Regions from separate parts of the Homo sapiens genome. Here region 1 is linked to region 2. The links are chromatin loops, found by intact Hi-C in ENCODE. Cell type or tissue: PC-3. All regions are shown on one strand. Each heading gives the region's core, and the rest is flanking DNA. Links, peaks and the distances in the headings are about the cores only.

Region 1 (2,920 bases), core at 189-2,688, 160 kb after region 2:
AAGTTTCATTTAAATGCTCTTTGAGGTATTACCATCTTCTCTTTTCCCCGAATCCAGGGTCACCCAGGCTGCCACCAGGGCAATCAGGCATTTTCCCAATGGTTTCTGGTAAACTCTGTCTTGGAACTCTCTCAAGTTAAGTTGCCTTAGAAAATCATCTGCTGGCATTGAAGAATTTGCTAAGTCTGGGTGGAGTTCTGACGCTGCTTGTCTGTATTCTCAGGATAACAGCCTGAAAGCCTGGCCCAGGGAGAACGTTATGCATAGGAAATTAATACTGTGGAATCGTCTCTCCAGTCAGAGGAGAGGAAGCGCAGGCTGGAGCCATTTAAAGTGAGTTAAGTGCTCACATAGCAGTGGCACTGCCCCTGGGGCAACACAACTATCCCAAAGGCTGTCTCTGCCTTCTAGTCTCCCATCAGCTCAGATAGAACAGATGGGTAGGGCCTGGAGGATGAGGAGGACTGGAGTGTGCAAGAAGCAAATGCAAGCCAGTCCTTTGCAGAGCTCCTCAGAGATTGCCTGGGGTGGGGACAGCAGGAGGGCCAGCTGTCCCACAGCTCCCAGGGACACTTCAGCTGTGTGCCAGAGGCAGGTGGTAGTCGAAGGAATCCTTCTGTTTCCTTTAGTGACATGCAGGGCACGAATAGGGTGCTGCTCTCTGTCACTCTGTATTGCAGTCCTCTGAGTGGGAGGGAAATGAGAGGCAGAGAGAGAGAGTGAAGATGAGCAACAAAGATGCCGTGTCACTGCTGATCTAGGCATGCCTCTCAGCTCCTGCTGATCTGGAGGTCCTGGGAAGATGCTCATGACTCCTCCCCTCTCCTCACTGAGTCTGACCTCTATCTCCCAGGCCTGTTCTTACTCTGAATTCCCCTTCTGCCTCCCCAGAAAATTCACTTTCCTTCAATCATATTCCACCCCTGAGATCTTTGTTACGAGTATATGGGGTGTGGGGAGAGACACCCTGGCTACTCACAGACATCCCTATAGCAAATAGCCACAGCAAATACCAGGCAGTGGCTCACAGCAACCCATGTGATTCCGTGATACTTGCAAGGAGCCACTCTGCCTGCCCGGTGGCTCTCCGGCGGCTGCTGAGTCAGGTTCAAGAAGATCAAACATTAGCTGACTCTGAACCTGCAGGCTCTGGCGCCCAACCCAGGGGCTTTGGAACTGCATGCTGCTTTGCCTCTTAGCCAGGCAGGAAGTAAGTCCAGCAGGAGGGGAACGCCTCTGTCTGGGCTGGCCACCCTTCTCACAGCTCTCAACATGGGCCCTGGCAGCCCCAGCCACACCTTTCCCCTGCAAGCCAAGCCCACATGCACACTCATCCCGGGGCACTGGCTGAGCACCTGCTTATGGACAGCCTGCCTGATGATAGCAAACAAGATGAGGAGAGAGCAGGTGGGGATGCCGGTGGCAAGAGAGGAAGCAGGGACATCACAACTAGAAACAGGGATGGAGTAGATTCCCACCTAGAAGGCCCTAGAGAAAACTGGAAGCTAAAAACAGTTAGGCTTGCAAATAAGAAACCAACCTGACAGGTACAGAGGCTTCCTGAGCTATGAAATTATAATCACAGTCCTTGGCTTTCAGGAGCACAAAACGAGTGGCCTGGTGAAAGTACAAAATATTTATTCCGTACGTTTGAGAGTGGCTGGTCAATCAGGGACCTAAGGCAGTGGGGCCAGGCTGGCTGGGGGCAGGGTAGATGAAGCTCTAGCCTTGGGCATCTGTGGGAGAGCTAAATATGGGGACTTCAAACAGAAGCACAGCTTGTCCCCGGCCAAGCAGCCAATCAAATTTCCCCAAACAGCAGCTGTTTCGGTAACAATGCAGGAACTCTTCATGCTTCCAGCATTGTGAAGGACTGAGTTGTTCTACATGAGCGAGATCACCCTTTAAATGGCAAAACTTTTTTATTTTAATAACTTTAAATATCTCCCTCAAATGAACACCTGTGGCTCTTACCACCAGAAAATAAAAGGAAAGAAAGAAAAAGACGATCATGAGGCCTGTGATTCCCCAAAACTCATTTATGCAATCTGTGAACTCACACTGAGTTCTCCATATGTGCTAGGCACCAGCATGGGTATAACAGTGCCTCAGGCATGAACTCTGCTCTCCAAGAGCTTGCGGGGTGGTAGAGAATGTAAGCTGTGGCCACAAAAAACCACAGAACAAGATAGATGGTGGCATCTTGCAGGATGTCTCTTATAGGCAAGATCTGAGCCAAATGCTATGGCCACACATCGATTAGCATACATATATGTATCTCCTAGCTCTGCCCGCTGAGAGGGCCTGGACACAGTGACAGTCTCATAGCCACAAGCATGCCCGGTGGACCATTCTTGGTTTCTAAATATCATAAGCCCAATGGCCATTTTTGGTTTCTAAATATCTTTCTCTGATAAAAGGACCCAAGGCTGTTTGGAGCAATGGCCGGTTCTAGGGTGGAGGAAAAACGGATGGAGGCATGGCAGAAGAATAAAGGAGCCAGACTGAAGAAGCTCTCACTAGCCAAAGACACAACAATTTGTGCTTCATAACTAAATAGTGATAATATTAGATTATAACCCTAAAGAATAAATATCTGGGAGTCTATTCTGATATAAATGATTACATAAATAAATAAATGGGAGACAAGGGACAAATCTTTCTACAGAAGAATTCCAACAAGTAAACGTAGAAGCAATGAATGAAATAGAAAATCATCATTAAAACACCTCAGTAATAACTGCTGCTGGCAGGAACCCTAGATAAATGATCAAATAAGTGGGTGAAATTTTAAGAGGGAAACAGCTTCAAAGTATTTCTTTCAAAATTTACTAATTACTCTAGTGGCTGTAATATATAACAAATTCTTTGATACCCTGCTCTCTAGGAGGTGGTGCTTCACTCTCCTGCTCTTGGGTGT
Region 2 (2,920 bases), core at 286-2,785:
TGTATACTTCATAGGTAATATTGTGATCTTCCATCAGAAGGCACCTAAAGACTAGTTAACCCTCATTCTGTGATTTTAGCAGCTATTGATGATCATTACCTAGATCCATTATTTCACTATGGATTGAAAAAATGATAATATTCTAATTTTGTTATTATTTATTTGACAGCTAGAAGACTTCTGTTAGGAGAAGCGTTATCCTGTCAGTTGATTACCCTGAGGTACGGTATGTACAGGAAAAGAAGGATAAACAAATGATTTTTTCTCTTTATTTACTGATTTTCAAAATAATTAATTTATTCCAAATCATTCTCTAAAGGTGACTAATTTTTTGTATCATTACAAATATAACTTACATTATTCATATTGATGCTTTCATTTTTTCATCTTTGGCCAGTAGTATGGTAAGGTATCCCTAGCTTACCTTGCACATATCTGGCCTCAGAACCTGGAATGAGCCGTTTCTCTATGGAATCCAAGTTCCTTACGTGGGTAATGGTATTTGGAGACCCCTGTATACCAGGTGCTACTACTATTTTGATCATTGTTTCTAGATATTTTCAGTGGACAGAAATATGAAATAAATTGTTTTTCAAGTATGAGTTCATACTTATACCTCTAACTCAGAATCGGGACTACAGGGATTTTGCCTAACGTTTTATCTTGCATCTGTATTTCCTTTGTCCTATGCCTAGAATTCCAGTTTTCAAAGACTCCAAGGTGACAGAATTAGAACAGCAGATAGTTTCTCATTTTTCTTGTTCCACAATATATACAAATTACCCTCATGGTAGTTTTAGATACGAATGCAACACTTTTGCCAACAATGTGATTACTAAAAACATTTTAAGGTATATAGTTTTTTTGTTTGTTTGTTTGTTTGGTTGGTTGGTTGTTTTTTTTGTTTTTGTTTTTTTTTTTTTTTTTTTTTTGAGACCGATTCTCACTCTTGTTGCCCAGGCTGGAGTGCAGTGGCGCCATCTCGGCTCACTGCAACCTCTGCCTCCCAGGTTCAAGCGATTCTCCTGCCTCAGCCTTCTCAGTAGCTGGGATTACAGGCACCCACCACCATGCCTGGCTAATTTTTGTACCTTTAGTAGAGATGGGGTTTCGCCATGTTGGCCAGGCTGGTCTCAAACTCCTGACCTCAGATGATCTGCCCGCCTCAGCCTACCAAAGTGCTGGGATTATAGGTGTGAGCCACCGTGCCCAGCCTAAGCTATATAGTTTTAAAGTGTAATTAATTCTGTTATATATGATCGTGCCACTAACTCAGTGCATAGTTATGTTCATTTGTTTCATTTTGTTTTCAGTTTTTATGAATTGATTTTTACAATTTAATTTTGCTTTATAGTAATGTAAAATATTTACATGGTTCCAAGGTGAAATCTACAAAACAATTTGTATTTGGAGAACTTTAGCCTCTATCCCTGTCCCCTCCAGCTTTCTCCCTGTCTCTTCCTGTGAGTAACAATTTTTTACCTTGATTTAGCCTTTCACTTTAAAAATGCAAGTAGCAGCATATACATACAATTTTCTCCACTTTGCTTATTTCATCAAACACTATATCCCGGCTATAACGCTACAATAATATATGTTAATATTCCTCATTTTTATTTATAGCTGCATAGTAACCCATTATGTTTATTTACTATAATTTACTCAACCAGTCCATTGTTGGTGAACATTTGAGCTATTTCCAGTTTAATTTATATTGTAAACAGTAGGTCTAGCTATTTTTTTTTCCCATGCAACCTCAATAGTCACCTTACTGGCATCTGTATATCCACAATGACTCACCCAATCCATGCTTCACACAATATGGAGAATGATCTTTTCTGATCTGGTTTTGTTGCCCCATCTCCACTTAAAACACAAATGGCTCCCCATTTTAGAATAAAGACCAGACTTCTCAGTGTCACCTACAAGCTGGTCCCCATTTATCTCAGCAGCTTCATCTGGCCCCTCCACTTGCCCTTACTTTCCAGCATCAGCCACAATGACTTTGTGCCAAACCATCCTTCCCTCCAACACAGGCTTTCCCTTGCTTTTCCTCCTGATGAGAGCACTACTTTTGTCCATTTTCTGTTGCTGTAACAGATTACCACAGACTGGGTAATTTATAAAGAAAAGACTAGTTGAACTCTATGCTCCACAGGAGCAAAGAACATGTCTATCCCCACCCCCACACACCCTTTTCACACCCACCCAGCCACCCATATACCTTAGCATTCCTCTTGCTCAGCATAGGGCATATGCTCAGTCAAAGCATATTCAATGACTAAATGAATGGCTTCTATGAGCCATGGTAGTGTGCTAGGTGCTTAAAGTACTTCAGTGAATTCCCACTGGTATTATTTATATTTTTGATGGCTTAAAGTCTGTATTGATGTCTCTTTCTCATTTCTGATCTCGATAATTTGTATTTTCTTTGTTTTTTTCTTGATCAGTCCAGCTAGGGGTTTATCAATTTTGTTAATCTTTACAAAAACCTACATTTGACATTATTGATAGTTTTCTATTTTATGTATGTGTATATATATTTTCATTGAAGCTGTTTTTATCCATGCTGTTTTGCTCCTAATTTCTTTGGGTTTTATCTTACTTCCTATTGTAGCTGCTTGAGAAGCTTAAGTAATTAATTGTCAGTTTTCCTTCTTTTCTGATAAATACATTTAAGGCTAAATATTTCTAACTCCTGCTTTAGCTGCCCTGTACACATTTTGATGTGTTGTGTCTTTATTGTCATTATCATTCATTTCATAACATTTTCTAATGTCATTGTGATTTCTTTTTTGCCATTAGTTATTATTATTGCTGTTTGACAGATGAAAAACTGACATGGAGAAAAGTTAGACAATTCCTCCAAATCACAAAGATAGTAAGTTGAAAACTTGTGAAAAGAACTCTGCTATGTCAT

What was found. A loop is a pair of places that touch in the nucleus more often than their neighbours do. Peaks named below come from ENCODE experiments on the same cell type or tissue, not always from the same donor. Only the 100,000 strongest peaks of a DNase experiment are listed, where the experiment ranks them.
Region 1: a loop joins it to region 2, with 3 times the contacts of the local background. A loop is called at or near these places in 13 of 110 quality-filtered maps.

What each region holds. Positions count from the first base shown.
Region 1 is chr5:71,937,348-71,940,267 of GRCh38, reverse strand. No RefSeq gene overlaps it. Among named protein-coding and RNA genes, the nearest start is that of MAP1B, 170 kb to the left of the region's middle. In PC-3, for the core only: no CTCF peak of the experiment used is centred there; a DNase peak (open chromatin) is centred at 1,177; H3K4me3 peaks cover 548 bases; H3K27ac peaks cover 953 bases.
Region 2 is chr5:72,100,884-72,103,803 of GRCh38, reverse strand. It overlaps LOC105379028 (a long non-coding RNA gene), which reads left to right. Exons shown (of 3, transcript XR_007058813.1): 3 at 170-2,920. Among named protein-coding and RNA genes, the nearest start is that of MAP1B, 5.1 kb to the left of the region's middle. In PC-3, for the core only: no CTCF peak of the experiment used is centred there; a DNase peak (open chromatin) is centred at 1,773; H3K27ac peaks cover 864 bases.